2 separate regions of the Homo sapiens genome follow, and region 1 is linked to region 2. The links are chromatin loops, found by intact Hi-C in ENCODE. Cell type or tissue: heart left ventricle. All regions are shown on one strand. Links, peaks and the distances in the headings refer to the core of each region. The heading gives the core; the rest is flanking DNA.

What was found. A loop is a pair of places that touch in the nucleus more often than their neighbours do. Peaks named below come from ENCODE experiments on the same cell type or tissue, not always from the same donor. Only the 100,000 strongest peaks of a DNase experiment are listed, where the experiment ranks them.
Region 1: a loop joins it to region 2, with 17 times the contacts of the local background. A loop is called at or near these places in 35 of 110 quality-filtered maps.

What each region holds. Positions count from the first base shown.
Region 1 is chr9:98,972,360-98,977,736 of GRCh38, forward strand. All of the region lies in intron 2 of COL15A1 (collagen type XV alpha 1 chain), which reads left to right. Among named protein-coding and RNA genes, the nearest start is that of COL15A1-AS1, 30 kb to the left of the region's middle. In heart left ventricle, for the core only: CTCF peaks have their summits at 2,732 and 2,932; DNase peaks (open chromatin) are centred at 1,342, 2,375, 2,762 and 5,142; H3K4me3 peaks cover 963 bases; H3K27ac peaks cover 5,000 bases.
Region 2 is chr9:99,138,235-99,143,611 of GRCh38, forward strand. It overlaps TGFBR1 (transforming growth factor beta receptor 1), which reads left to right. Exons shown (of 9, transcript NM_004612.4): 5 at 4,302-4,469. Among named protein-coding and RNA genes, the nearest start is that of TGFBR1, 36 kb to the left of the region's middle. In heart left ventricle, for the core only: CTCF peaks have their summits at 2,666 (motif pointing left) and 2,871; no DNase peak of the experiment used is centred there.

The sequences.
Region 1 (5,377 bases), core at 202-5,201, 170 kb before region 2:
CTTTTAAAAGCTCCCAGGGGTGACTCTGATATGTGGCTAGGGCTGCAAACTTCACACCAGCCTACCTTACCTAGTCCCATTTGAATCTTGACTCCAACTGCTTATTAACCTCATGGATTTGGAACAGTAATTTAAGCCTCAGTTTTCTAACCTGCAAATGGGGATAATAATATCATCCATCTCAGAAAGAATCAAGTGTAAGGATGACTGATTTGTGGAAAGCCCTTTGAACAGCACTTGGCATGCAGCAAGCCTGCAGAAAATTTTAGCTGCTGATGCTGTTGTTTCTTGACATTCTGTTCATTCAGAGTCCCCTTTGCCAGGCTCTGTGCTGGTGCTGAGGACCGAGAGATGAGTTGGCATGGTCCATGCCCAGGGCCCATGTCTAAGCATATGAGAGCAAGGTGAACTGGCCACTGGACTGCAGACAGATGAGGGTGTCTGGGAGGAAGGATGGAGGGGGACTGAGGGAACACAGAAGTATGCAGCTGGGCCTGGGAGAGCCACAAGGAAAGCTTGAAAGGCAATGGGCTGTAACAGGCAGAGCCCAGCTTCACATCTTCAGTGCTGGCTGCTGCACCGAGGATTCTGAGTGAGTGACTTCCTGTCTCTGGGGCTTGACTCCCTACTCTGCAAAATGAGAGAATGATCCCTGCGTTGCCTGCCTCCTGGCAGAAGGAACGGGTAAGAGGATGCTTTGGAAACAGAAGAGGATACTGGACAGGTGAGGATTACTTCCTGCTGGGCTAAGTGCTTTTCAGCTGCTGGCCAGGAAAACCAAGCTTCAGCCAGGACCCCAGCTCCAGGCTTCCTCAAATCGTCTTCTCCAGTTTAGGTCAGAGGCTCGAGAAAGCAAGAACGAGAGAACAAGAGAGCAAGAGAGAAAGAGAGAGAGGGAGAGAGAGAGAGAGAGGGAGGAGAGCTTATACAGTAACTTCATTGAACAGGAAAATTCCTATGCTATATATGAAAACCGGAAAAGAGAAGGAGGCGTTCTAAGTTTACATGTAGAAAAATGCTCTTCTGTAATTCAGAAAAATAGGGTCTTTGATTGTGGCCGAGCCAGGTCTACTTTCTAAGTTGATCCAGGATTTTTTCCCTGGCAAGGAAACAGTTCTTTTTTAAGAAATGCATCGGGTGATAGGTTTTTCTAAGAACCTCTCGCACCTTTGCTGGGTGCAGATAAACCCTCAGGCACCGTGGATTGTGTTGTGTTCATTTTCCTCAGAAAGGGAGTCAGGTGGAAACGGGAGCCCCCAGAGACTCCAGCCTGGGTGGGGCTGAGTTTCCACACAGGCAGAGAGCTGTGACATTTTCCTGAGCACAGTGCTCCTTGCCTCTGGCCAGGCCTTGCTGGCTAAAGACAAGGAAGTCTGTGGGGAGGGCTGGGTTTGTCCCGGCCCCTGTTGGAGTCATTCCTTCCAGGCCTGAAGGCTGTGGACTGAAAGAACCGGCAGTTAGGGGCGGTTAGAAAAACTGAAACACTGGCGGGAGACAAGGAGGAGGCAGACGATGAGGCTGTCAGACCTGGCAAGGGCCTTTGGAAAATATTTAGTCCAAGGCTCTAGTTTGACAGATATTGAACCTGAGGCTCAGAGAAGGGAAGGGACTGCTCAAAGTCATATGCCAAGTTGGTGGCAGAGTCCACCTTGCAGGCTGAGGCCCTTTCCACCACCCCATGCAACATCTGAGAGGTCAGGATGTAGAAGTTGAGGCCGACTTGTGTGTGGTCTCAGAGGGGTAGAGAGCTAGGCCCAGCCAGGTGGGTGGGAGTTGCAGGGGCGGTTGCCTCAGTTCAACATGAGAAAGGACTTCCGAAGACTTCGAATTGTGCAGCAATGGTCAGGTGGCCGTGAGTGGAGATGAGCAGGTGGAAGCCAGGTGGCTTTGGATGGGTGAGCATTGTAGGAAGCTCCTCCCCAGGTGGTGAGCTGCACTGTCCCACACAGTCTGCGGTTGCTGAACTCCTGTCCCTCCAGGGAGGTGGGAGAAAGGGAAGTCACATGCCAGATGTGATTTAGACATACCCAGGGTCCTTGGGGGCCACCTCTCTGTAGGGGTGTCCAAAGGGAAGGGAAAGAACCGTCCCAGAAGATGCAAGAACCCCACCCTCCCAACTTGCTGGCAGGACAAGCTGACAAAGGGCAAGGAGGAGGGACACGTGGCTTCTCCGACGGTCTGCCCCCCATGCTGCAGGCGCAGAGGAGGGGGACTGAGCACCTCCTCTTCTCCCCAGGGACTGAGTGCCAAGAAACTCAGGTGAGAGGAGCCCTTCTGGGGTCCCAAGGGCAGTCCCCCCACCTTACCCTACATACCCTCATCCTACTGGTCCAGCCCCAGGCCACAGGCAGTATAGGGTCATCTGGACCCCCTCAGCCCCGGCCCCCCAGTGGGAATACACCCACCCGCTTGCAGGAGTCACCGTGGCCCCGTTTAAGCTGACTGAAGTGTGCCGTCGGTCTTTAGAGGCGTGTGTGGGAATGGTAGAAACCCAGGAGGGGCACCTTCAGCCTTTCCCAGCACTCGGTGCAGAGAAACAGCAGAGGAGGGAAAGGAGGCGTTATGGGTTCTAGGCCTGGCTTGGCCAAACTCACTGCATGGCCTCAGACCTGCTCTCTTGGGTCCCTTAACAGACCTTTCGCTTTGAGTCTGTTGTTGGGATCCCGGTTCACAGCGCAGGTGGAAAGCCTTCCTTGCAGTTGGTGGAAGCGCAGTTCCCGTAGAGACCGCCAGGAGCCGCTGCCGCGCACGGTCCCGGGGCGTCCTCAGCCTCCCTCGCGCCTCCGTCCGGACATATCCGCAGCGCTCCTTCACCTGGAGCGAGGAACGCTCCTTAGCCTCCTCTGGCTTTAAATGCTAACTAGCGCTAGCGCTGGGCTCAGGTCCCAGATGATCGTCTGTGAGAGGGAGCTTTGCAAAGCCAGCTACAGTTCTCTAGGGAGGCAAGGCTCCAAAGCTCAGGCTAGTCCCGGGCACTGCTTCAGGACCCCACAGATGGAAGGACTGATCCAGCCCATCGCACGGAAGGGGAAACCGAGGCCCAGCGGGGTAGGGGAGGTGCCAGATGATGTCCCTGAGCCTGTGGCAGAGAGGAGGAGGAGAGGTGAGAGTTCGCTCCTGTTCTTCATCTCTGGCCAAATCGCTGTCATCTGTGTGGAAGGAAAACCTGAACCCTGCTCTGTTTGTTTCTTCATGGCTGGGATTCTGCCTGGTTTCCATGGAAACTGGCTTTGGACCCTTGGGAGGAAAGTCGCACCCTGCCCTGACTGCTCAGATTTTCCTCTGCCTCCTCTGTCTCTGAAACCGTCTGATTTCTCCTCTCTGCGCCCTGAGGAGGGGCCACCCCAAAACTGCACTTAGGAGTCTGAACTAGATTTGAGGGAGGGAGGCTCAGGTTGTCTCTCCCTGTGTCCGTTCCTTCACAGCATCCCCTTGGCTCTGTGGATGTTTAGAGGAGGGGGGATGACTTTGGCCCTTTTTGCAGAGTGAGAGTGGGGCCCCCGTGTGTTGGGGTGCAGCTGAGCCTGACTGGAAAGATTTAGATGTAAGAAGATGGGGAAGAGTGATGTCACTAGAAGGAATAGCATGAGTGAAGGCAAAGACACGGGGGGAGAATGAGGAGATGAAGCAGAGGGTGTCTCGAGTAGAATTTTGCTTTTATGCTGAAGGCACTGGGGAGCCATTGAAGGCTTTGGAGCTTGTAATAGGAGCAGATGACTACTAATGGTCACCTAGATAGTGAGCTGCTTGAGCACACATGTTCCAGGCTTAGCTCCATGTCTCCAGCACTACACAAGGCACAATGTGGGAGCTTTAGAAATATGATCAAATTCATGAATTGGAAAAGTAAGTTGAAAACCCCCATTGGAAATGAAGCTATCTCTAAGCATTAATGAAGTGAGAGAATAAGACCGGTCAGATGCAGCCCCAGGAAGTGTTTGAAGGCAGTGAAAATACATAGAATAAATCACAGTGGATGTGGCTCTGAGAGTCTATCTGGTCTAACTCTCTGATGGGAAAACTGAGATCAGGGAGGGGGACTAGCTGGCCCAAGGTCACAGACAGAGTCTTGAACCTGAGTCCTTCCTCCCCTCCCTGGGTCTCTCATTGCCCCATGGATTCATGCCTCCCAGATGGGCTCTCTGGGCCAGTGGATCCAGCATCGTGGAGATGGGAGGGAACGTGGACTTTCAGGTGATGGATGGGCATGCAGTGAGGTCACTGTTGGATGTCAGACTGGAGCCCGACCTCAGTGACTCTCACCAGGGCCTCAGACTGTGAGCCTGGCACCTTCAATTCAGGAATGCCTAGGATTTAGTTCAGCCAGCAAACACTTCCTGAGGACCTGCTCAGGGACAGAGCCTGGGTGTGGGGGAGACAGGGAGAAGTGGACGCCAGTTCCTACACTTAAGGAGGTTCCAAGATGGTAGGGTCCAACACCTTAGTCATATAATGCCATATATGCTACATAGAGTCAGGGCCAAGTGCAGGAGCGGGAATGCCCAGACTACCTGGTGGGGGAATCCAAGAAGACTTCATGGAGGAGGTGATGACATTGAAGTTGGGCCCTGAGATGTGTGGAGCAGTTCCTCAAGTGGAGGGAACAGCATACACAAAGGCTCAAGGGTGTAAAATGTAGGACCCATTCAGGATACCTTGAGTTTTCCAGTATGACAATTGCATGGGAAATAGCAGGGTAATAATAATAGGGAAAGAAATGGCAGCTACCATTTATTAAGCACTCTGTGTGCTAAGCAGTGTGCTAAACATTTTAGGTATATTATTTTATTTAAGTCACACAACTGTCCTCTGAGAGAAGTATTATTATCTGGGGATAAGTGTGGGCCGCTTCCAAGAATCCTCAGGCTGCAGAGTTCCATCAGCATGCTCCACGCCAGTCCCCAGTCCCCTCCAAAATGGTGGGATGTCTTCCCACCAGCTGTGATCTCCACCCTCCTCCCTTCTTGCCCAGCACAGAGCCATCCAAGGTCAAGCCCATGGACCCAGTTGCTGGGCCTGTTTGTCTTGGCTCCCTGGCTTCTCCTCCCCTCCCTGGTGGCTGCCTAAACAGGTGGCCCTCCTGCTGGAGGCCAAAGGGAAATGAGCCAGCAGGCCCAGGCGCAGCCGCGAGTGAGCATGGGTCACTCCAGGTCAGGGGTCGTCCCCTACCACGCCATGCCATGGGACAGTGGATGTGGAAGGATGTGGTGGGGGTTGCTGAGAGCAGAGCTGGGCTGCTGGGGCTGACTTGGGCTTGCTCTACATTCATGGCTGGCCTCCCTCTTGGCGGACTCTGTGGAAACAAGGCCTGCGGGCCAGCGCCTATCCATGTGTCCTGTCTTGAATGGCTGAGGTCTAGGGGGATGGAGGGTGGGAG
Region 2 (5,377 bases), core at 197-5,196:
AGTAACTTTTAGAACTAGGAACTTCTTCAAGATTTTCTTGACTCTTGATAGCATTCCTAAAATCTCTTAATGTTTTATAAAATATAAAAGAGCTATTTTAAAAAGCCATGTACTTTGTTGGTTTAGTTTAGGGCAGTTAGTTATTGAGAGTACTCATGATATAGAAAAGATATATAAACTTGCTCAAAATTTTGAGAATAGGGCTCAGATAGCTGTTTCCTTTTAATCTCTTCCTGACCAGTAGGATGTTTCAATATGGACTATTGACCTTATTAATGGGGAGAGTAAAAATAACTTGTCAGTGTTCTGAGTTGCCAAGGGCTAAATAGATGAATCTTCTGGCAAACTCAAAGAGATAAATTGTTTCTTCAACCACCCTGGTAACTGTACGGACACTTTTCTGCCTATCATGCTGGTGCCTGAGGCCCAGTGTCAGGTCAGATGCTGAAGAAGGAAGGAAGCCTGTCAGCAGGGAGTCAGAATGAGTGGGGACTGCAAGCAGTGACCTTAGACTGTGCTGCTGCCACTTTCTTAGCTTCCGTTAATACCTTTATGCCCATGATTCCTACTTTTTTTTTTTTTGAGATGGAATCTCGCTCTGTAGCCAGGCTGGAGTACAGTGGTGCAATCTCGGCTCACTGCAGCTTCTGCCTCCTGGGTTCAAGTGGTTCTCCTGCCTCAGCTTCTCGAGTAGCTGGGACTACAGGCGTGCACCACCATGCCCAGCTAATGTTTGTATTTTTAGTAGAGATGGGGTTTCACCATGTTGGCCAGGTTGGCCTCCATCTCTTGACCTCGTGATCCACCCACCTCACCCTCCCAAAGTGCTGGGATTACAGGCATGAGCCACTGTGCCCAGCCCCCACGATTCCTATTTTTACTGCCTCTGTCAGAGACTTGTGTTTCAGCTCCACTCTTGTCATCCCTACCCCTGAATCAAATGTATTTCCCAGCTTTCCTATTTAAAAAAAAAAAAAAATGCTGTCATTATCTCTTAGCTTGGCCAGACCTGTAGTCATCTTTTTCCTTCTCCCACCTTCCATTTACTTCAGCAATATTTATTTATTCAAATATTAACAGTGTTTAACCTCAGTTGGTAATTATGGGTGATTTTTATTATTTTTCTTTTAGCTTCTCTGGGTTTTCAAATTTATTTACAAGCATGTACTGCTTTTTTTTGTTATTGACTTTTATTTGTAGAAAATTTCCAATATGTAGAAAAGCAGAGTAGTTACAGTGATCCCTCATCGTCCAGCTTCAACAGTTGTCAGGTCACTGCCAATCATAATTGATGTCTGATCCCACCTACTCTGCCCTAACTGTGTTATTTGAAGCTGGTCCCAGACAATATGTTTTCATCTGTAAACACTTATAAAATGTAATTTGTATCTTCAAATGATGAGGAAATGTTTTTATGAAACAACCACACTACCATTGTCAGTTTTTTAAATGTTATCAAATATCCAGTTAGGTTCAATTCTATAATTGTCTCCTATTAAAAAAATTATTTATTCAAATTATGATTCTAAGTCCACAAGTTATATTTAGTTGATATTTCTCTTATGTGTCTTAAAATTTAGGTCCCCCCTTCATCTTTTTTCTCCTCTCGCAGCTTATTTGTTGAAGAAATTGGATTGTTTATCCTGAAGGGCCTATCACATTCTGGATTTTGCTGATTGCATTTCCATAGTGTCTCTTAACTTGTTCTTCTATCTTTTCTGAAAACTGGTAGTTAGATTTAGAAGCTAAACCTAATTGGAGTTTTATTGGTTTTCTCAAAATACATACTAAGGATATTATATACATCCTATTGCATCATATGTGGAGGTGTATAGTGTTTGATTAAGACGGGGCAGTGAGGTATATGATGAATGTAGGTAGCGATTATCAGTGGCACCTGACAATGTAATACCTCTTAAGTTAAAAACAAAACAGGCCGGGCACAGTGGCTCACGCCTGTAATCCCAGCACTTTGGGAAGCCAAGGTGGGTGGATCACGAGGTCAAGAGTTCAAGACCAGCCTGGCTGGCCAAGATGATGAAACCCCATCTCTACTAAAAATACAAAAAAATTAGCCAGGCATGATGGCAGGTGCCTATAATCCCAGCTACTTGGGAAGCTAAGGCAGAGAATTGCTTGAACCTGGGAGGTGGAGGTTGCAGTCAGAGCTGAGATCGCACCACTGCACTCCAGCCTGGGCGACACAGGGAGACTCTGTCTCAAAAAAAAAACAACAACAAAACAAAACAAAACAAAAAATAGTAATCAGTCTGACCAAATCCTTAGTTCTCATTTTCGTTTCTGCCTTTATCACCATTTATTTCCTCCCCCAACTCTTAAAACAACCTTTTCTTTATTTACTGTGTTTGATGACCCTAGACTTTCCTTGTTCCTTCTTACTTCTTCATAGTTGTCTTTGTTTTCTCAACTCTTACTCTTCTCACTGGTTCATATGAAGGTACTGATTTTATAAGTGGTAATTTCTTCCTTAAGAACATAGCCACATTCATGGTTTCAAACTCTACCATGTTGGCAACTCTCAAATCTCCATTTGAAAGCTTAAACCTCACCCAGGGTCTGGATTTTGTCACATTCCAAGTTACAAACACAGCAGCACAAAATGTTGGTGAGTCTGTGCCCTGAACTTCTAACCAGGCTGATGCTGTCATCTGGTGGTCACCATGGGAACTAGCTGACCCTACTGGCTCTTCCCTACTCCCCTTCTTTCTTCTTTGTCAGGGGTTAATGTACTTTCTCTGAGCCTAGCCCCTCCACCTCAGTTCCTTTATCTTCTCCTGATTTAGTTAATTCCACCCCCGGCAGCCCTTTATATTTATGGCCCCTTACATATAACCTTCCTTCTATCTTGTCCATAACCTGTGGTTTCCCTTTCTTCCATCTGCCTGTCTTCCACTTTGTTTCTTGTATTTGTGAGCTTTTCAAAATTCAGTAATGGTTAAGAGGCATGCAAATAAGCTAGTGATGTGCCTATATCAAGGAAAAGCAAGGGTGCGAGTTTGGTCAGAATCAGTTTATAAAGTTCATGAAGAACAAATTAATACTAAGTCCTTTTAAATGTACCCAGAAATCTCCTCCAGAATCTTCTGAAAAGTTTCTATTCCTTTCTTAATCTCTTCTAATCAGAGTTGGTTTTCTTCTTCAACCAAATACCTTCAAAATAGAAGCTGTTTCATGTCAATATGGATTTTTTCTTTTGGTTTACAACCAGCAGGGAAAGAAAGAGCACAGTTTATGTACTTCTTACCTAAAGAATCTAGCATTCCGTTTTTTAAATCTTAACAGTCTTACAAAGTAAGACTTTATTCTTGTATAAAAGGAGAAACAGGCTCCTTGTCAGTAACAGGCAGGCCGTGGATTCCAACCAGGTTAGAATGACTCTAAGCGTCCATCTTTTACTGGATTGTGCTGTCTCCTAATGTTGTAATGCTTTTTTTCTTCATGGCTTAATTAAGCATGTGGTTTTCCAGCTACTTCTAGGTTAAATTAGATTGTCGTGGACCAGTCTAGCTTAGGAGCCTAGCTAGTGTCTTTACCATTATTCCTATGAGAAAACATGTTTTAAACTCGTGTTTTGGCTTACAGAGGAAATTTTGGAACCCACGTTCCTCGTTGTTTGAGTTTAGTCCCAGCTTTTCCAGTTTTGCTCCTGACATTTCAGTTCCTATTTCAGCTTCCCCATGTGTTAGAGGTATCACTATTTCTGTTTTTCTAAGCTAGCAACCTTGGAATCATAATCATCTTGTCTTGCGTCTTTGTGAACTGTGTACACAATCTGTCACTAAAGCTTGTCATTTCTTGTTGAAACTCACTTTCAGTTTTGTCCCATACTCTTCCATTCCCACTGTGGCCACACTGGTCTCCGGAGACTTCTCACCTCCTTGCTTCCCTCTCTGTTCCTTCCTTTTTTTTAACCTTCTCTCCTTCCAGGAACAGCCACTGAGCACCCAACCCGACCCAGAGATTTTTCTAGGCACTTAAGAGTGCCAGCTCTGATACCAATTATCTGTGAAGACTCAAAAAAGTCACCATCTTTGTCTCTTAAATGGGATTAATTATACTTGCCTTATCTCAAGAAGAGGGGCTTACTCTGAGGAACTAAAGGATGTGTACATAAAAGTATAAAACAAACAATGTAGAAGAAAATGTGAAGGAAATACAGACTTAAGGTGGCATTATATTGCAGTGTGTGACTCAGGATTGAGAGTAAAAAGTAATAACCATTGAACAAATAAATCATAAATGGTCTGCAGCCCAACCGAAATGTTAATTCTGTTTTACAGACAATGGTACTTGGACTCAGCTCTGGTTGGTGTCAGATTATCATGAGCATGGATCCCTTTTTGATTACTTAAACAGATACACAGTTACTGTGGAAGGAATGATAAAACTTGCTCTGTCCACGGCGAGCGGTCTTGCCCATCTTCACATGGAGATTGTTGGTACCCAAGGTAATTCTATAAGCAGTTCTATTATTTAAGCTTTAAATTTTCATGAATAATGTCTATGAAAATAGAAGGTGGAGGCTGGGCCTGGTGGCTCATGCCTATAATCCCAGCACTTTGGGAGGCTGAGGTGGGCAGATCGCCCGATCTCAGGAGTTCATGGCCAGCCTGGGCAACATGACAAAACCGCATCTCTACCAACATACAAAAAATTAGTCGGGCATGGTGGCATGCACCTGTAGTCCCAGCTACTCAGGGGGCTGAGGTAGGAGGATTACCTGAGCCTGGGAGGTCGAAGCTGCAGTGAGCAGACATCATGCCACTGCACTCCCAGCTGAGTAATAGAGAGAGACCCTGTCTCAGAAAAAAAAACAAAAACAAAAACAGTAGGTGGCCTAACTGGAGATATTTAAAACAAATTTTTTAGATGAGAACATTTTATCTTTCAGTTCAAAATTTCAGGTAGAGCTAGGAATCTGGAAATTTGTTTAGAGATTCTCTAGTCGTTGTAACAAAACTGTGATTTTTTTTGAGTTCTTAAAAGTAGCATTCAATCTTATGATTTTTGAGGATCTCAGTTTCAGAATTCAGGTCCAACTGAATATATTTTTATGTGTAGTATCAAATGAAATGTGAAAGTGCTTTGTAAACATCAACATGCTAGGTAACTGTTATCTGGCCATCTAATAATTATATTTGACCTTGAGATAAGGAGACTGCATGAGATAGTTTTACAGTTGAAAAATTAAATACTAAGTTTTAGTTATGACATTTGTATGCTGTAGTTTTTGTGCATGTGGGATTTCAGATGCCAGTATATCTCTCTGCTCTAGCAGTTGTCCACTTGCAACCCAATGGCTCCCCCACTCCCCACTTTACATACAGCATAAGTGCTAGTTCACATCTTAGCTCCA